Linked DNA regions of Mus musculus: region 1 is linked to region 2. A link is a loop called in an ENCODE intact Hi-C map of the cell type or tissue named here. Cell type or tissue: left cerebral cortex. All regions are shown on one strand. Each heading gives the region's core, and the rest is flanking DNA. Links, peaks and the distances in the headings are about the cores only.

Region 1 (9,160 bases), core at 1,161-9,160, 110 kb after region 2:
GTGTGCGCGTGAGAGAGAGAGAGAGAGAGAGAGAGAGAGAGAGAGAGAGATTTATACATTCACGATGTGTATTTTGTATCTGGGAGTTAATAATTAAGTTGGATAAAGAATCTGTTTGCTAGCCGGGTGTGGTGGCGCACGCCTTTAATCCCAGCACTCGGGAGGCAGAGGCAGGCAGATTTCAAGGCCAGCCTGGTCTACAAAGTGAACTCCAGGTCAGCTAGGGCTACACAGAGAAACCCTGTCTCGAAAAAAAAAATCTGTTTGCTGGGGTTGGAGAGATGGCTCAGTCGGTTAAGAGCACTGACTGCTCTTCCAGAGGTCCTGAGTTCAATTCCCAGCAACCACATGGTGGCTCACAACCATCTGTAATGGGATCTGATGCCCTCTCCTGGTGTGTCTGAAGACAACTACTATGTCATAATAAATAAAATAAATCTTAAAAAATAAGAAAAGAAAAGAAAAAATAATCGGTTTGCTAACAGCCAGCTATCAAGGGAAATCAGGACTACTTGACAAATTTTTTTTTTTAATTTTTTTTTATGAATTTTATTTTATTCATTTAATTTTTTTAGATTTATTTATTTATTATATGTAAATACACTGTAGCTGTCTTCAGACACTCCAGAAGAGGGAGTCAGATCTCGTTACGGATGGTTGTGAGCCACTATGTGGTTGCTGGGATTTGAACTTCGGACCTTCGGAAGAGCAGTCGGGTGCTCTTACCCACTGAGCCATCTCACCAGCCCCTACTTGACAAATTATAGCCAACAAAATCAACATAACTTGTGAATGTATTAACTATCTATCCAATAAATTCAGACATTGAGGAAAGATACCAATGCATCTATCTGTCCATCTATGTGTCTGACATAGTGGGCTCACAACAGCTCCGTGGTGAGGTTCAGGCTAACCTGGGCTACACAACAAGATCCTGCGTGAGAAATCAAGTCATTTTTTTTTCAGGTATTTTGTGACAACAGGAAGTTAGCACTTCCCATAAAACCAGACAATATTGTTTCTTCTGCCAGGACATCTAGAATATTCTCTATCTCTTAATCCATTCAGTGGATACCGTTCATTTTTATTAATTGGCTCAAGTCTCCTTTTTAAGTGTTAATAGCCTTTGGGAAGACATGCAGAAAGATGGGCTTCTGGCATGGAGCTGGCACCTGGCAGGGCTACCTACTACCCTGGATGAGATGGGACAGCCCCATACCACATGTGAGGAACTCAAGGCCTGGATAGGACCCCAGTCCATCTGGCTCCACACCCCAGCTCCTTCTGCCTCTGTCAGATGAGTGTTGTGGCTGTTTACCCTCCTCATTTCCAAGAAGTCTATTAACCCTTTGTTCTGAGACCCTTACCTTCAGCATCCCAATGACACAAGTTCTGTGCAGCCAGCTTGGCTGGGGAGAGGGGGTGACCCTGAGCTCATATGCCTAGGATGGCCCCACAGCTGCCATGCCCTAGGGTTCAAAGGTACATTACTGGGAAGTGTCCACACTGTCCACAAAGCCACGCTGTCAGGGGAGAAAGGTCAAGGGCTCCTGCAGGGTCCTGCTCTTAGGAGGCTCCTGACCCTTGTGAGAATTGGATGAGCTGCTCTCAGCAGGAAAGCTCAGATGCTTCCAGAGAGAAAGACACCTGGACACAGCCAAGCTGCAAGGCTTGAGTCTGGAGCCTCCCTGCAGAGCAGCAACTCCTCCATCTGCTAGATTGCTGGAGCCAATGCCGTGCAGCAGGGGCATGCCTCCTTATGTCCTGGCAGGATAGCTTCGCATGGCCTGTGTGAGTGCCAGGGTCATGTGTGGGGGTCGATCTATGTGTCCAAATGTGCAGCCTTTCATTTCAAAGGCCATGGGCCACTGGTCAAGTGAAGTCTGTGGTAGCTTTGGGCTACTCTTCACTGCTGGCTACAACTACCTCCCAACCAACCATGACAGTAACTGTCTGATGACGTGCGCTACAAGAGTTGTGTGTACTTGCGGGTCTTTCCTTGGGTTTAGACCCTGAGGAGGAATGATCAGAAAGAGACGTCATGGGTGCTTTCAAGGCTTTTGCTTTCTCTAAAAACAAGTCCCTAGTAGGCAGCTGGGGAGTGGGGCTTCTCCCATCCTCTAGCCTTACCAGCCCAAAGGACCTACTGGACAATGTTTTGGCTCTCTGTGTTCTACAGCCTGCCAGCCTCACCCAGGAATGATTCACACATATTCTGGACCTGAGCTCAGTGTAGTTGACCATAGGCCCCCCAAGACCACAGAGCTCAGATGGCATAAAGCCAGTAGGTGGCTCAGGCTGGGGGCTGGGAAACCCTTTACCATCTCCTGTGATTGTTTGAGTTAAAGTGACTCTATTTTCATGGGGCTAAAATAGTGCTTGTAGTCCTGGAGCTGTTGCCGTCATTGCCATGGCGACATGGTTCTGGCAGAGCCCCCTCATCCTCCACTGGGTCTTAAGTAACCTCAGTCCTTAGGAAGGTGCAGTGGGGCCCAGTCTGTTTGCAGCGGCCTCCAGACTGGTGCAGCACAGTAGCCCAGCTGCCTTTGTGCCCATATGCTCTGACAATGCCCCGAACCTGTAACTCAGGCTTGGGTCCTGGACTCAAGCAGGCCCGAGACAGGAGCCCCACTCTGTGCTCAGCCAAGGTACAGAGAAAGAAGTGAGTATGTGTGTGTTGTTTTGCTGTAGCCTGGAATACCTGCAGGGACCTTGAGCCTTTGCCCTGCTGTTGCAGTCATGTGATCCTGGAACGGGTCCAGTGCCTCTCAGGCCTTAGGCCTGTACGCTGGGAGCACGTGACCAATAAACAAGTATAGAGCCTCGCAGGCATGTGAGGCTTGGGTGGCGATGCCTGGTGCAAAGGTAGCCACAACTGTGCCCGGTGCAGGATATAGCCCTAGAGCATGGCCTGGGCCCTCTGCACAGTTCGGCTGGTAAGTGTGTGGAAGCAGCCGAGATGTCGGTCTGTTATTTTACAGCTCTACTATACTTCTATCTAGCTCCCCTTCTTTCTAGCCTCTTGACCCAACAACCCACAGGTTTTCTTAGCTTTTCTGTCTTTGCTGACCCAGCATTACCCACATTCAAAATGTCCAGATACAACACACACACACACACACACACACACACACACACATACATACACAGACACACACACACACTCACACACACATACACATACACACATACACACACTCGCACACACACTCGCACACACATACACAGACACAGACACACACATACACTGGCACACACACACTCGCACACACATACACAGACACACACACACACTCGCACACACATACACAGACACACACACACACAGAGGAAGATTATGTCTGCACATTCAGGGACATGTGTACACTCAGTGTTATAAGGTCTAGTGTCCACAGGTTTTTATTTTCTGGACCGGTGGACTGACTACTCAGAGGGTAAAGACGCTTACCATCAACCTCATCACCATCCCTAGGTCCCACCCACATGGTAAGAATGGATTCCTACGGGTCGTCCTCTGACCTCGTGTGCACTGTTACAGGTGTACACACCCCTCTACACACACAATAAATAACAAATAGATAATATTCAAGGATGACATAATTTAATTTAATTTGGAGAGCTGCAAGATACATAGGGTTCTTGCTCACCCTTTGACTGGAAACCCCTAAGTTAAGACTTCGCATAGACATGGTATGTTTATTAGTATAGAACAACTTCCATATTATTAAGGACACATTTTATCTGGGTTTCTCAATTTTTGAACAATGTTTTTCAATATTGCATTGGCCTGGTCTCCCCCCACCCCCATGTTTCCCAGACAGTTTCTCTGTGTACCAGCCTTAGCTGTCCTAGAACTCACTTTGTAAACCAGGCTGACCTGCAAGTCACAAAGATCAGCTTGCCTCTCTCTGTCTCCCAAATGCCATGGTGTAAAGGTGTGTGCCATCACATCCAGCTCTGACCTATTTTTTTTTCAGCAGGTATTGCTAGTCCTTTTCTAGGTGAGATACACTCAGTACTTGACCTCTTAGGTGCATCACACTGCATCCTGAGAGCTGGGATTTCAGGTGTGCACAGCCAAGCCTCGTTTCTGCAGTGCTGGGGATTGAAGCCTGGCTTTCTACATTCTAGGTACTCTACGGACAGAGCTACATACTCAGGAGAACAGTCTTTATTTTTGGTTCAGATATTAAGCATAAGGTCATAATTCTTTGCAATAATTTCTGGGAGAGTTTCAATAGAGCAAATTTCCAGGTGACGTAGCAAATAAAAGACAAAATACCATTTAAGTCAAAAGAACAAAATTACTTTGTTTCTGTGGGTATTATTGAAAGTTGAACTTAGGACCTCATCATGTTCTACAGAGCCACATTTCCAATCCCACGTTTTTAGTTTTTACTATGAGTCAGAATCTTATTAAGTTGTCCGGGCTGCCTTGAACCGTCAATAATTCCTTTCTCAGTCTCTTAAACAGGTGGGAATTACAGGCTTGCGGCAAGAGGTCTGTTTTAGCAGTCCACAGATTAAAAAAAACCCAAAAAACAAAAAACACCCGAAAAACCCGGGATGATTAGCACAATTAACTGTGTAGCGGAGGGTGGGAGGAATTACCACTGGAAGAGCAGATGGCTGGATAGACGGAACTGAAGACATAGGCAACATCTTATGGGCCTGGGAGGTGAGAAGCAGGATTGTGTGGAGATGCAGACCCATGGCGCTGGGGGGTAGCCAGCCAGAGCTCAGATCATGAGGGAGTAGGGCACAGCACCCCCACCTTCTAAGACAGAACCAGGATCGAAGTAAGGAACAAAGAGCCAAGCCCTCCCTCAGCTGCGTCCCTCCTGTGCCCCCTTCTGGGAATGCTCGGTATTGCGCTTGCCTGTGGAGGACAGGAAGGACCAGGTGGACTGGAATTTCATCTCTACTCACCAGCCGTGTAGGCGAAACGCAAGGTTGAGGCAAAAGTGGCTAAGGACACCTAGGACTTCTGGTGTGTCCCCCAATCTTTTCACCTACTCCGTATCCTCCTTTCCACGGCCTCCGCCGTTTTAGCTTTCCCAGAATTCCCTGCTTCTCAGGGTCATAGGCCTCTTTGTGAGCCCATCACGTCCTTCCCCTGTAATATGTTGTTAGCTTCCAAAACCAGCCTCTTCCAGAACCTGGTCTTCCACATGCAACAGAGTCACCATTTACTTGTTTATTTAGGGGTTGGTTTTTTGGGGGGGGTGCAATGTATCTCCCCTCTGCCCCTTTCCCCCCAGAGTTTCTCTGTATACCCCTGGCTGGCCTCGGCCTGGGATTAAAAGCTGCATAGCCCAGGGCTGGAGAGATGGCTCAGAGGTTAAGAGCACTGACTGCTCTTCCAGAGGTCGTGAGTTCAATTCCTAGCAACCACATGGCGACTCACAACCATCTGTAATAGTGGGATCCCATGCCCTCTTCTGATGTGTCTGAAGACAATGATAGTGTATTCATATACATAGAAAAGATTAAAAAATTTTAAAAAGCTACATAACCCAATCCTGCCGGCCCTGGCATCTGTTTATGTGTGAGTGTCTTTGTCTGTGTGGTGTGCTGATTAGTTTTCGGTCGGTTTGAGGTAGCTAGAGCCATTCTGAGAAGGAACCTCAACTGAGAAAACACCTCCATTCAACCGGCTTGTCAGCAAGTCTGTAGAGCATTTTCTTGATCGGTGGTTGTCATAGGTGCCCTTCCCGAGTAGGTGGCCTTGAGGTGTATCGGAAAGCAAACTGAGCAGGCGCGGAGGGCGGACTAGCACCCACACTGCTTCTGTTTCAGTTCCTCTCCTACGTTCCTGCCTTGGCTCACCTCAAAGGGCTGCAACTCTGGATGATATCTAAACCAAATAAACTCCTCCCTCCCTCAGTTGCTTTTGGTCATGGTTTATGGTCACACTAGGCAGGGAACCAAGCCCCGTGTACTTAAGTGGGATTGAGGCAGGGTTTCTCCCTGAATCTACTTAAGTTAGGCTCAGTGATCCTCCTGCCTCTACCTTCCATTCAGAGTTGGCTTGCAGGTCCGTGCCGGACGGACAGCTTGTTACATGGGTGCCACTGAGCCACATCTCCAGCTCCACAGAACTGTCACCTCTATAGGTCTGGGAAACACCGAAAGCAGCGGCCTGTCTCAACTGGCATCAGGCTGCACAAGAGAAAAACCCTGGCTTATGGCTGCACAACTTTTGGCACTTATGGGATATCAAGCAACGTCTGACGGCTGACTGAATGAGTTCGGTTGATATTGTCACTTCAGTTGGTTTCTCTAAGTCCCACAATCCCTGACAGAAAAAGGAAACATCTGCGGTAGGGTGCCTCCCTCTCTCCGCTGTGTATGCCAAGCAAATGCTCTGGGCCCTTCCTGTAGCAGGTGGGTTCCTGCCAGACCCCACCCGGGTCAGCCTCACATCTGGAAAGGTGAACAATGTTTCCTCTCCCCTATAGGCTCTGAGAAAACCAGATAACAGAGATCCGCTGGACTTGGTAGAGCCTCCTAGGGAGGTAGGAGAAGCCCTCACTTAACCCTTTGTGAGCCACTGGCCACTCCTTACCCTTCCCCACACCTGGCAGTATCTACCCTGTCCTTCTGCGATGGCTTGTTTTACGTCAGCTTGACACAGCTGTAGACACCTGAGAGTCAATTGAGAAATGCCTCTATATGACTGGGCCTAGCCCGGTGTGGGTGGCACCACCCCTGGACAGGTAGTTCTATAAGCAGTCTAAGCAAGCCAGTACGGCAGCCCTCCACCATGGCCCATCACTCCTGCCTCCAGGTTCCTTCTCTGTTTGGGTTCCCGCCCTGAGCGCTTTCAATGATTAACTGTTATATGGAAGTGTAAGAGAAATAAACCCTCTCCTCCCTTTTGGTCAGTGTTTTATTACAGCAATATAAACAAGTAAGACACCATCCACCAGCTGGTCCCAAGAGATCTGAGTGAAGCCGGGCATGTGGGTCCCCACCCACCCAGCTGGGCTTTGGGGAAGGGGCTTCATGGACGGCCTCATCTTCTCAGAAATTGAATCTGTATAAACCCATTTTTAATTGTATCTTCATTTGGAAAACGGTTTGTGTTTGGGAGTATCCAGTGTCTGTGGAAAACTGGGGAACCACAGAAACTTTAGGACATGGAAAGGATCTGCCTCCAGTGGCCCAGCCAGTTTCCTGTCTGCGGCCCCAACCGCCCCATGCTGGGGTCTGCCTCACCTCACAGGTTCTGAGGGTCACCTCCAAACCCTACCCACCAGGGAGGAAGCTCTGGAAACCTGCCTTTCTGCTTCACTATGACTGGTCTGGTCGGGTCTCCATGGAAGCTGGTGGAAACCCTGCCCCCGCCTTGGTGGACAGAGTCTGGAGCTCATGTGGCCCCAGAAATCCCACTCATTACACTGGGTGCCTGGAGAGGCCATGGGAACACCCAGCCAAGTGTTCACTGGTGAACTGGGAAACAAATCCTGTTGTCTGCTGCCAGGCAACACCCCGACACAGTTCCCAGGGGAAACCTGCAGGTCCCTTCACCCTGGAGCCTCACAGGTTGGGGGTTCTGATTTGGGAGTTCCTGCTGTGACCTGCTCCCATAGGCCTGGAGGTTGCTTTGCATTGCAAATACTGGCCTCAGGAGAGAATGGCCAAAAGGAAGGGTAGTTAGGGGCTGGGGAAGCTCTTAGGACACTGGTTTGAACCATAGGCATACATTTTTTGCAACCTACTTTTAATAAGGGTTCAACCTCTTCTATAATCCACCACTCAGTAGAGGTAGTAGAAGAGAAAAGTTATTAGGATGGGGGGAAGTGGACCTATTCAGCAATAGTTCTTTGGGGGTGGGTTTGATCCTCTTTGGCAGCAGTTTAGTCCCGTAGCAAACACCAAATATGACTCAGCAGCTGCAGACCAGTCCTCTAGGCAGGCCGACGCCAGGCAGGAACCAGCAGCCGTAGTTCAGTTCTGAAGAAACCACCAGGCTCGCCAACCAGCCTGAGACGAGGCTGCAGAGGTGGCAATCTGCCACAGGAACCTACCTCATGAGCAGTTCTTGGGCGGGTTTCTCTCAATGGTGGCGTTATCATACGCTGAGCTCAAGAGCGCTATGTAAGGTGAATGGATACACGCGTGTCCTTAGCAAAGAATAGTGAGGCCAAGCAAACCAAACCAACGCTCAGTGCTCATCTCCCGCTGTCTGTGAGATCATATTTATACTCCCTCACCAAGCGTCCTGTCACATGTCTGCTATATCAAAACACTCATCCCCCTATGCCTGCTTCAGGAAAACAGTCTTTCATGTGTTTGCTTTAGCAAGACATCCTTTCACCTCTGTGCCCCAGCAAAACATTTGACATAACTTTCCAAATAAACTAGAAGTCTCCACTTCAGTTAACCTCAGAGCTCAGTCCTCTGCTCTACTGGGAGGCTTCAGTACACTGCATGACATCTCTCCTAAGGCCCCTCTGGCTGTACATGGTCCGGGACTGGAACCTGAACTCACTGGCCTTCCCCACCCTTGTGGTTTTTCGAGACAGGGTTTCTCCATGTAGCTCTGGCTGTCCTGGAACTCACTCTGTAGACCAGGATGGCCTCAAACTCAGAAATCTGCCTTCCTCTGCCTCCCAAGGTCTAGGATTAAAGGCGTGCGCCACCATTGCCTGGCTGCAAAAGATGTTTAATCTTGGGTCCACCCTGAGAAGTTGGTACGGTACACATCCATTTTCCATGATGAACAACCAATAAACAGTTTGGAACCAAGGACTGTCTGACTCTTTCATTGAGAACGGCCATGGGGAGCATGGAGCAGGTCTTCACCTACAGAGCCACAGCCTCCTGCAGAAGACCTCTCTGTGCTTTCAGCCACCATCACAGCCAAGCTAAGGACCTTCACTGGTGAGCAAAGCCAGGACTTCCCTCCCCACCCCAAGCCCTGGGCTAGACTCCATCCTCAGCCGGCAGGTCCCCAACTCTGCTCTCAACTCCTGAGACTCAGGGGAGTCTGAGTGTCCAGGAGTTTGGGAGCGCCTGGTCCTGGCCTCTTCGCAAGCCTGTGGACCCCTGACATTTGTTCCTGACTCTTCTGTGTGGCACTCCATGGATGACCAGGTGCCCAGGGGTCTGGGAATACCAGCTTCAGCTTTCCCACACCTCAGACTGTGTTTTC
Region 2 (10,572 bases), core at 1,561-9,560:
GCAGGAGGAAAATGCTGCTCAAAAGAGGAAAAAAAAACTTCAAGGTCCCCTCACAACCAACCTTCCTGTGAAACTAGAATTTGGAGTTAAGCGTTGTGGTGTATGCCTATAAAATCCCAGGACTCAAAAGGCCAGGCAAGGGAGTTGCTATGAATTCAAGTCCAACCTGGTTGACATAGCCAATTCCAGGCCTTCAAAACTATCAACTGAGACCTTGTCTTAAAAAAGATCAAAACCAAGGGACTGAAGACATGGTTCCGCTGTTAAGAGCCTTAGCTGTTGTTCCAGAGGACCCGGGTTTAATTCCTAGCACCCACGTGGCAGCTCACAACTGTCAGTAACTCCAATTCCAACAGATCTGATGCCTGTACACAGACATAAATTTAGGCTAACTGCCAATACACATTTGAAAAATTCAAAACCAAAAGAAAACATATAACTTCAGAATTTGGAGAGCAGTTAAGCTACCCCTAAAGGAACCTTTCTTGTTTGTGGTACTCGTGGGTGAAGATCAATTTGGTTGCTGCCCAGTGCAGGAATTATTAGGCAGCTCTGGACAATGGCTTCTCAGAACGTCCAGTTAGTGCTGGGCAGGACAGCTGAAACAAACATAACTCCAAGATCCCTGTATTGTTCAGTTCCACCTAATAGCTTAAGCAAACTAGGTCTCCCTTTACCCAGCTTTGGGCCCCAGTCCTACCCCTAGACATCCATTAAGGCATGTCTTGGGGTACAATCTCAATCTCTGGGAATTCTGGGGCCACCATGGCCCCCTCCTTCCCAAAAGTCCCTAGTCCTATTTCTTTCCCAGCCTGGGGAAGCAATATAAGCAAAGGCCACCGTTGTTTTCTTGGACTTCCTCCATTTCCTGCAGGCCACGGGTTCTGGCCTGACAGGACAACTGGTGACCATACCCTGATACATTCTCTGTGAGAAAGGTTGGATGGAGATGTGACAGAGGTTGAGGGGTGCAAAGGCCTATTCCCAGACTCTGACATACACACAGACGAGAGGACTTCAGTGAACAGGGATGTAGGGTACAGGCCTCAGTGGCCAGAGGTAGGGCCTGATGGGTGGCTTGGTGAAGTAGACTGGTCCAGAGGCAGTTCTTAGCCCTGAGACATTTTGTGGCTTGTGGACAAAACATTTCCTTCCCCCACACAGTGTTAACTTACAGACCTAGGCAGACACAGGAAAGGGGTTCTGGGAACAATGAATGGGGAAACACACATACTATTTATTGGCCATGCTGAATCTAGAAACCGGATATGGACCCTGAGGTCATGATAGCTTGCTTGTCTAAGGCAAAGGAGCTACCTAGATTCTGAGCTGCTAGGTGCAGGCCCCTGCCTCCAGCTCTCTTCTCTGCCTAGAGCCTTGCCTGAGGGAAGGGAGTTCCTGACATCCTGGGGACTCTTTTCCCAGCAGATGGCACCCTGGGACCCACTATCCTGAGACTAGGCTCTTCCAACACCTGCTAGGTAAACATATCACACCTGTGGCAGCGGCAGCAGCAGCAGGGGCAAGCCACCCAGCTCTCAAACTTTCCACAGAGGCCAGGCTCCTTAGGGTTCTGGCTAAGGGGCCACAGGATTGTTGCTGGAACTGAGCTTGTCCCAGAATCCTGTCCACAACCCTGCTGGGCCCACCAGGTATGGACAGAATGTGTACTTGGAAGTGCCCTTCTACACCAGGAAACTATTTGTCACTAAACAAGACAATACTATCAGAGCCATTTCCAGTGGGCAGGGGAGGCCATCTATAAGCCTCTCCGGACCCCTAGTAGGTATGGTTCTGGCCATAATGGGTCCTGTTCATAGAGTCCTGAATTCCCCTTAGGCTGAAGATCTGTATGCCACATTCTAACAGAAAGTCACCCCAGTTTGCCAGATTGACCCCCCTGAGGAAGGTTCTGGGTTGCAGCCTTCTAGCCCCAGCGAACCCACACTTGATGTCCTTTGCTGCTCTCCTCACCATGCCCATGTTGTCCTCCCCTCCCCTCCCCTCCTCTGTCCCACGTCTCCACAAAGAACTTCCACAGTCTCACATGTACTCGTGGACTTAATCAGAAGGGAGAGAGAGCCCTCAGATATGTCTGTTGACTCTGTTCCCTGGCTTTATCTTACCTTTTTTTTTTTTTTTAAATGTGGAAAGGGCTGGAGAAATGGCTCAGCAGTTGTAGGCACTGGCTATTCATCCAGGGGACCTGGGTTTGATTTTCAGCACTCACATGGTAGTTCATAACCTTCTGTAACTCCAATTCCAAGGGAATCCAACACCCTTTTCTGGCCTCTGTGGACACCAGACATGCCCATGGTGCACACACACACACACATGTTTTTGTTTTTGTTTTTGAGAGATTTCTCTGTGTATCCCCGGCTGTCCTGGAACTTAGATCCACCTGCCTCTGGCTGGTGCTGGGATGAAAGGGTCATGCCGCCACTGCCTAGCAAAATGTGCTGTTTATTTATTTATTTATTTATTTATTTATTTATTTAATATTTGAGAGACTGTGTCTCGTGTATCCAAGGCTGGCCTCTAACTCACTATGAGGTCAACGATGAGATGACCTTAGCTTCTAATCCTCTTGCCTTTGCCCTCCAAGTGCTGGGATTAGAGGATATAACAGCAGATTCCCCCCCTTTTTTTTTAAATTAAAAAGAAATTGAGATAGGATTTTTATTTTGGTTTAGTTTGGTTTGGTTTGGTTCTGCCTCCCGAGAGCTGTAATTCAAGGTGTGTCACACCACCAACAGCATTGAGACAGGATCAGCCAGCATTGGCTTAGCTTTGAGCTTGTGATTTCTCAGCCTCTGCCTCTCTACTGCGTCCATGTCACTGTCCTTTCTGTCCTGCTGGTCTCTTGATTCCCACCCAGCGGCCCCATGCTAGGTGGGAAGCCAGTCTTCAGGAGTTTGTCCCCTCCCTGCTGATGGTGCCCAGTTGAGATAGCTGCTCTAGGCCCTTCCACTTCTTCCTCAGGCCAGCTGACCTTTCACCTCGTGCCTGAGTCTGTTCATCATGTCAGTGACATTGTCCCAGGCCTCTGCCTGGGACCCGAGCAAGAATCCATATGTAGTGCACCATCCTGAGTTCAATAGTACTAGGAATGAAAGAGTCGCTGAATAGCCTCCTCATACCACTTCCTTACCCAGAGTCACTCAACTGTGATCTAAGCCATGTTCAGCCATCCTTGACACTGGGCCCTGGACCCTTTTGTAGAGGCCCCAAGGCAAGAAGCAGTTAACAGCTTAACCTTCTGTAGAGCCATCCTTGATGCTAAGCCTCAAGCCCCAGGGCAGCACCCCAGGGGTTCAGCCAACACATTCTTGGCAGGACCTGGATCCTGCAGGGGCAGCTTCCTTCTGAGTGGCCTCTGGGGTCCAAGAGCTGTTTGTCTAGAATTTTGTCCCTGTGGTTCAGTCACCTACCACCTGGGAGATGATGCAAGATTTGCCGGAAAGAGGCAATGAGGAGAGGCAGGCATGGGGGAGAGCGAGCCATGGCTCCAGGCAGTGACAGTTTTGTGCTTTGGGAGGACTGACAGTGTGGGGCTGGAATTGGGGTTGGCCTCCAGCTGTGAGGTACGGATGCTGGAGCCAGCATCATCTATACATCTATAGCCTTCAGGTACCTTCCAGGGGAGGCTGGGCCAACGGTGCTTGGTGTTTTGAAAAACAGCCTAGGAGGCCATGAAGGGAGCGAGGGCCCTGGAGCTTCTCTCTGTGACGTCCCTGTGAGATGGGTTGGGCCCTGCTGCAATACCTCTGGGGCTCATGCCTAGGCCTGCCCTGAGTCCTTTGTGGTCGGCCCTGCGACTAGCTCAGACTTCTAATGGTCTCCTATTCTGCCTCATTTGCCCTTCTATTGCTCTCTGAAGTTTATTTTTTATATACTTATTTATTTATTTATTTATTTATTTTTTTAGATAGGCCCTCACTATGTAGACTTGGTTGGCCTGGAGCTCACAGAGATCTGTCAACCTTTGCCTCTGAAGTACTGGGATTAAAGATGTGTGCGTGCCAGCACACCCAGTCTATCCTTTGGGGTCTTTAATTTTCTTCTTCTTTTCTTTCCTTTCCCCCCACCCCCCGCTCTCCAATCATCAGTCTCTCTATGTATTTCTGGCTGCTCTGCAACTCACTATGCAGACCAAGCTGACCTCGAACACACAGAGATACATCTGCCTCTTCCTCCAGGGCACTGGGATCAAAGGTGTACGCCATTGCTTTCCTTCCTTGACTCCTAGAAAAGATTATATATATGGAGAAGCGCTCCAGCCCTGCAGTGGGGACAAGAGTAGATGCCTTTGATTCAACACTGACTGGGTGTTCCTGGGGTCACCTGCTGCCTTGCCTACCCACTACAGCTTGCGAACGCTGCCTCTCAGGCCAGGGCTCTATAAAGAAAAGAATGCATGCGCCTCACTAGCTTTACTACCCAGTCTCAGTTTTCCTTCCGTACTGTAGAGATGTAGATAGGATGGAACTCCCTGGCAAATGCTAAGGCCACTTCTACTCTGGTGGCTGGACACAATGGACTTAAGGTGTAGAGCAGTCTGTGCCCTCAATGCCTTTGGATAAAACGGCTCTGCTGAACATTTAAGACAGAAAAGAACAAGGGCGAGCCCTTCCCTGTCCCATCGTAGAGTCCAGAGCCATGGGCGGCTCAGATGAGCCTGAGCCAAGTTGGGGCTGGACAGAGCAGGAAGTACAGCGTGGTCCTCCCTCTCCAAGGACTAGGTCCAGGCCTGTTGGCTCGCCTGGTGGGAACAAGCGCCACCATGCCCAGAAGGCTGTTTGCAGGGATTGTTAGTCAGAAACTTGGCACTTGCACAGATTGGGGTTAGAGTTCTGCGTGTGCCCCCCACCCCGCCCCCATCCCCTCACCCCGAGTTAGGGTCTGCACCTGCAGGACTGTAGCTATTGTCAGCTTTCCAGGTGGCTGAGATGGAATTTATGTCTATTCTTTTTCTTTGCAATTGTGGAAACTTGAAAGTGATACTTACAAGACTGCGTTTCGAAAACAGAGCGCCCCACCCCTGGTCTCCAACCCAAGCTTTTAGTCCCAACAGACTCCGAAGAGCCCTGGCCGCCACGCCTGGCTGCGAATGGTGCTCGAGCGCCACCTGGTGGGAAATAAGCGGAACTTCCGAACTCCGAGCGGCGCCGCTTCCGGATTGGTTGAATGAATGAAAGAAGGGCTTAAAAGTGGAGCAGAGAAGGAGCTTGGCATGATTGACAGGGACAAAGTCAGGACCGGGCTTGGGAGAAACGTCCAACTGGGCCCAGTTAACACCCCCACTCCCATTTTTTAGTGTTTCGACACAAGGTTTTGTGGTGTCGCCCTGAATGTCCTGGAACTCGCTCTGAGACCGGACTGGCCTGGAACTCAGAGATCCGCCTGTCTCAGCCTCCTGAGTGCTGGGATTAAATAAGGGTCTTACGATGCTGACCTCGCCTCACAGTGTGCGGCACTCTTGTACCAATACCCAAAGGCTTTCAATTCAGCTGTCCGCCTAACCCCTCAGCAACATGAAGGAGAGAAAATCTTAGCAGGCCAAGCCTGAAGACTCAATAGTCAGCAGTTAGAGAGAAGGGGGATTACGGTTTTTGACGACAGCCTGAGGTACAAGGTGAAATTCGAGCTCAAAGAAGTAAAGATGATAAGTGTAGCTGCCAGTGGCCAGGGGATACTGGGCTCCTGAAAGGAAAGCTGGAGATGGATGGGAAGGATGGCCAGAGAAATAACGAGCCAAGACAAAGTTCTCTGACCAAGGCTCAGTGTTTTAATTCTCTAGTCTGACTTTTAAAGTGGGTGTGTGGGGGGATCCCTCCCCCACTATGCCAGGAAAACAAGCTCAGCTGCTCAACAGGTCGTGGCTTCTTGCAGGAAGCTGCGGATGTGGCAGGACGATAGACTTTACCTAGATCTGAAGGCAAACAAGGTCTGATCCAGACGCTCAAGGCTGGGGGTGAGGGCACAGATAAGTGGCTCAGAGATTAAAAGCATCTTTTGCTCTTGCTGGAGGACCTAAGTTCGCTTTCCAGCATTCCGGTGATGGTTCACAACTGTCTATGTACAGCTCCAGTACCAAGGCGTCTGAAACCCTCTTCTGCCTTCCTGGGTAGCAGGCATCCACGAGGTGCACATATGTACACGCTGGCAAATACACAGATGGTAAAGGTAAGCATTCTTTTTTTAAAAGTAAGAGGCTGCTGTTTTCCCAGAGAACCGGGGTTCAGTTGCCTGCACCCACATGGCAACTTACAAGTGTACGCAGCTACAATCCCAGGGGATCTAGCCCCTTCACAGACATATGTGCAAAAAAAAACACCAAGTTACATAAAATTTTAAAAAATCTTTAGGGGAAACAAAAAGAATAAAAAGGACTAGGCAACAGCAGCTCACACCTTCAATCCCAGCACTCGGGAGGCTGCGGCAGGCAGATCTCTGGGGTTGAGGCCAGCCTGGTTTACAGAGCAAGTTCCAGGACAGCCAGGGCTACATGAAGGAATTCTGTCTCAAAAACAAAAACAAACAAGCAAAGACTAAAAAGGAGATAAACTCTGTCTGGCAATACATTTCTTGTATTCTGCACTATCTGTCACTTCTACTTCACTAAAACATAGCTGAGGCTCAGCCTGGCCTCGCAGAGATGAGGACAGAGGCCATGTCTGGTGGCTGGCGCTCCCATCCAGGTCTCTTTGTATGCAGGAAGACCCACTCCTGTGGTAGGTGGGAAGTGTGGAGGCTTCAGAGAAGTTGGTGAGTATCTGTCTCAATACAAATTGTTTGGCTGTGCTGGATATAGATCCAGGTGTATTATGCCTGCTAGGTGGGTTTACTCCCACCCACCACCGAGCTGCCTAAGAGCCTAATTGCCTATTTTACCAAAGTCATGTATAGTCTTAGTAGATAACCTTGATGAACTCAGAGAACCACCTCAACTCTTCCCTGATTCTATTTTCTACTCCCACAGTGTGTGTGTGTGTGTGCTTATGTGTGTATGTGTGTGTTTGTGTAGTGTATATGTGTTTGTGTGTGTTTATGTGGTGTGTATGTGTTTGTGTTTGTGTGTGTGTGTGTGTGTGTGTGTGTGTGCTTCTTTCCAGGCACACATCATTACCTCTCTGTGCTAGGAATGAAATCCAGGGCTTTGTGTGCTTTCTAAACATAAATTATCCACTGGGTTCTACCCTACCTATCTGCTGTGGTCTCATTTGCCTTTCCTCCATGGTTAGTGATACCGAACATCTTTTCTTGTGTTTGTTTCCTACAATCTCTGCTCTGTCCTCTTCAGAGGGACGTCCACCCAGGTCCTTTGCTTATTTTTAAAAAAACTGATTTGGGGCTGGAGGCTGGAGAGATGGCTCAGCGGGTAAGAGCACTGACTGCTCTTCCAGAGGTCCTGAGTTCAAATCCCAGCAACCACGTGGTGACTCACAACCACCTGTAATGAGATCTGATGCCCTCTTCTGGTGTGTCTGAACAGCTACAGTGTACTCATATATAATAATAAATAAATCTTAAAAAAGAAAAAAGAAAAAATTAAAACTAAAAAAACCCTGATTTATGGGCTGGAGAGATGGCTCAGCAGGTAAGAGCACTGACTGCTCTTCCAGAGGTCCTGAGTTCAAATCCCAGCAACCACATGGTGGCTCACAACCACCCATAATGAGATCTGACCCCCTCTTCTGGTGTGTCTGAAGACAGCTACAGTGTACTTACATATAATAAATAAATAAATAAATAAATAAATAAATAAATAAATAAATCTTTTTTAAAAAATTTAAAAAACTGATTTATTTGGGTTGGAGAGTTGGCTCAGCGGTTAAGAGCACCGACTGTTCTTCCAATGGTCCTGAGTTCAGTTCCCAGCAACCACATAGTGACTCACAACCATCTGTAATGAGATCCGATGCCCTCTTCTGGTGTGTGTCTAAAGACAGCTACAGTGTACTCATAAATAAAATAAATCTTTTTTAAAAAGCTGATTTATTTATTTTTGCAGAGAGGTGAGGGAAGGGTTCCGGGATAGATTCAGGCACAGAGAGGCTGAGGAACTTAGTCGACAGTTCCTGGGGGAGAGAGGAGGAGAGCAGCGTTGCAAAGTATAGGCCCATCAGGGCATAAGAAAAGATAGAGCAGGTAGCTCCAAAGGGGAGGAGGCATGGAAATCGCCATTTGAGATGGGATTCTGATATCATAGAGGCTCAGAGGAGTAGCGAGAAGCCATGGGCCTCCTAGGGAAGGAGCTGAGAACAGTGGACGCAGAGGGGGCTCGTGTCACGGTGACGGACAAGGATCTCAATCCGGGGCATCCCCAAGTGACCGAGGGAACTGCCAGAGAGAAATGTCCCCAGTCGTGGAGGATAGCTGTCCCTTTCCATGTGACAGGAGAGCTTCCTGTCACACCTATGTGGCTTTTGTAGTAAGAGTAGACAAAGCAGGCAGCTCTGGAGTGACACCCAGTAGAGGAGAGGGTGGTTAGAGCAGGGTAGAGAAAAACAACTGAAGGGGACCCTGACAGGCTTTTGGGAAGAGGGAGGGTTCCAACAGAGACCGAGGAGGAATAAGTGTCCAAGGAGAGAGGTGCCCACACGGTAGGCACCCCGGAGCAGGGTGTAGTTGGCTCTGGAATCCAGAGAGAGGGTCTGCTTATTGAGCAGTCTAGGAGAGACGGAAGCTGATGAGGATTCAGACCCTAGAATTTGGAGACGACGATGGTGGGTGGCAGAAGCCAGCAGAGACAAATGACCCGTGCGTATCTTAGAAGAGTCAACTAGAAGAGGTCAAACCCCTAGGAAGGAGGCTCCTGTGTGCTCCTCCCAGGGTTCTGAGCACCAGGTGAATGAAAATGAAGACATTGTCACTCCTATTGTACATATGAGGGAGAGCAGAGCCAGGCATCTGGAAGGGTCCAGACTGAAAAGGACATGAAGGGTGGGGAAAGAGGAGAGACGGCGAGCAGACAGAGAGAGGAACCAAGAGAGCTCAAGGCAGAATCGCAGGGTTTTGAGTCAGCTTTCTCTTCTTCAGGACTTGACACACATACCTCTAGATATCGCCTAAATAGTACTGGGCTCTTCCACTCATTGTATGTGTTTTTGGGGTTCAATGTTTGGCTTTCACCTTTAGCACCCCTTTCTACACGCCGTGGTCTGTGTTCCAAGAGGATGTTGAGGCAAGGACTCAGTTTGTCTCGGGGAATCTGTAGAAGATGGGCTGAGAGGGTGGTTGTGACAATATGAACACCTACAGTTACCACCCGAGAAGAGTCCCAATGAGGGACTGACTTTGTGCCTGTAGCACACCTGTGGGGATCCTCTTAACTAGGAGGACCCAGAACACTGTGAGTGGCACCATTTAGTAGTGAGGGGGTGCTAAAGTGTGTAAGAGTGGAGAAACTGAGTTAAGTGCAAAGGAGCAAGTGAGCATGAGTGTCTTCCTGTTCCCCCTTCTGCTCTTTTTTCTTCTCCTTTCTTTCTTTTTTTGGGGGGGTGGGTGGGTTTCGAGACAGGGTTTCTCTGTGTATCCCTGGCTGTCCTGGAACTCACTTTGTAGACCAGGCTGACCTTGAACTCAGAAATCCGCCTGCCTCTGCCTCCCAAGTGCTGGGATTAAAGGCATGCGCCTGGCTTCTCCTTCCTTCCTTCCTTCCTTCCTTCCTTCCTTCTTTCCTTTCTTTCTTTCTTTCTTTCTTTCTTTCTTTCTTTCTTTCTTTCTTTCTTTCTTTCTTTCTTTCTTTCTTTCTGTTTTTGTTTTGTTTTTCAAGACAGGGTTTCTCTGTGTAGCCCTGGCTGTGCTGGAACTCACTTTGTAGACCAGGCTGGCCTTGAACTCAGAAATCCGCCTGCCTCTGCCTCCCAAGTGCTGGGATTAAAGGCGTGCGCCACCACGCCCGGCCTGTTTTTGTTTTTTTGAGACAGGGTTTCTCTGTCTAGCCCTGCTGTCCTGAAACTCACTCTGTAGATTAGGCTGGCCTTGGACTCAGAAATCCTCCTGCCTCTGCCTCCCAAGAGCTGGGATCAAAGGTGTGCGCCACCACTGCCCAACTCTTTTTTCTTTTTTCTTTTTTTCAAATAATTATTTCTTTATTATATGTAAGTATACTGTAGGTGTCTTCAGCTACACCAGAAGGGGGCATCCAATCTCATTACAGATGGTTGTGAGCCACCATGTGGTTGCTGAGATTTGAACTCAGGACCTCTGGAAGAGCAGTCAGTGCTCTTAACCTCTGAGCCATCTCTCCAGCTCCCTCCTTCTGCTCTTGACAGTTGGTGTGATAGGAGCTATCTGAAGCCTCTGCTGCTGGCCTCCCCACAATAAAGGACTGAAACCTGGAACTGTGTGCTAAATAAACCCCTTTCTTCCTTAAATTGCTTTTGTTCAGGATATTACATTTTAACGACAGATGAAGCTAGGACACTGGCTCTCTGTCTTTGAAAGCACCAGAGCTAGGCAGTACTGGGCGCTTCCTGTTGTATACATATTCTCCCAAATCTCTGGGACCCATATGGCTGTATTCGGAACAGTGTGCTCTACAGTAAAGGATGTCTCCAGGTCCCT

Evidence for each region. Hi-C counts contacts between places; a loop is a spot of excess contacts. Peaks named below come from ENCODE experiments on the same cell type or tissue, not always from the same donor. Only the 100,000 strongest peaks of a DNase experiment are listed, where the experiment ranks them.
Region 1: it touches region 2 in a loop (2.4-fold over the local background); 2 of 42 quality-filtered maps call a loop at or near these places.

The regions. Positions count from the first base shown.
Region 1 is chr4:155,364,572-155,373,731 of GRCm38, reverse strand. No RefSeq gene overlaps it. Among named protein-coding and RNA genes, the nearest start is that of Prkcz, 7.7 kb to the right of the region's middle. In left cerebral cortex, for the core only: a CTCF peak has its summit at 4,864 (motif pointing left); DNase peaks (open chromatin) are centred at 2,443 and 4,844.
Region 2 is chr4:155,476,114-155,486,685 of GRCm38, reverse strand. No RefSeq gene overlaps it. Among named protein-coding and RNA genes, the nearest start is that of Gnb1, 10 kb to the left of the region's middle. In left cerebral cortex, for the core only: a CTCF peak has its summit at 5,135 (motif pointing left); DNase peaks (open chromatin) are centred at 4,784 and 5,116; H3K27ac peaks cover 695 bases.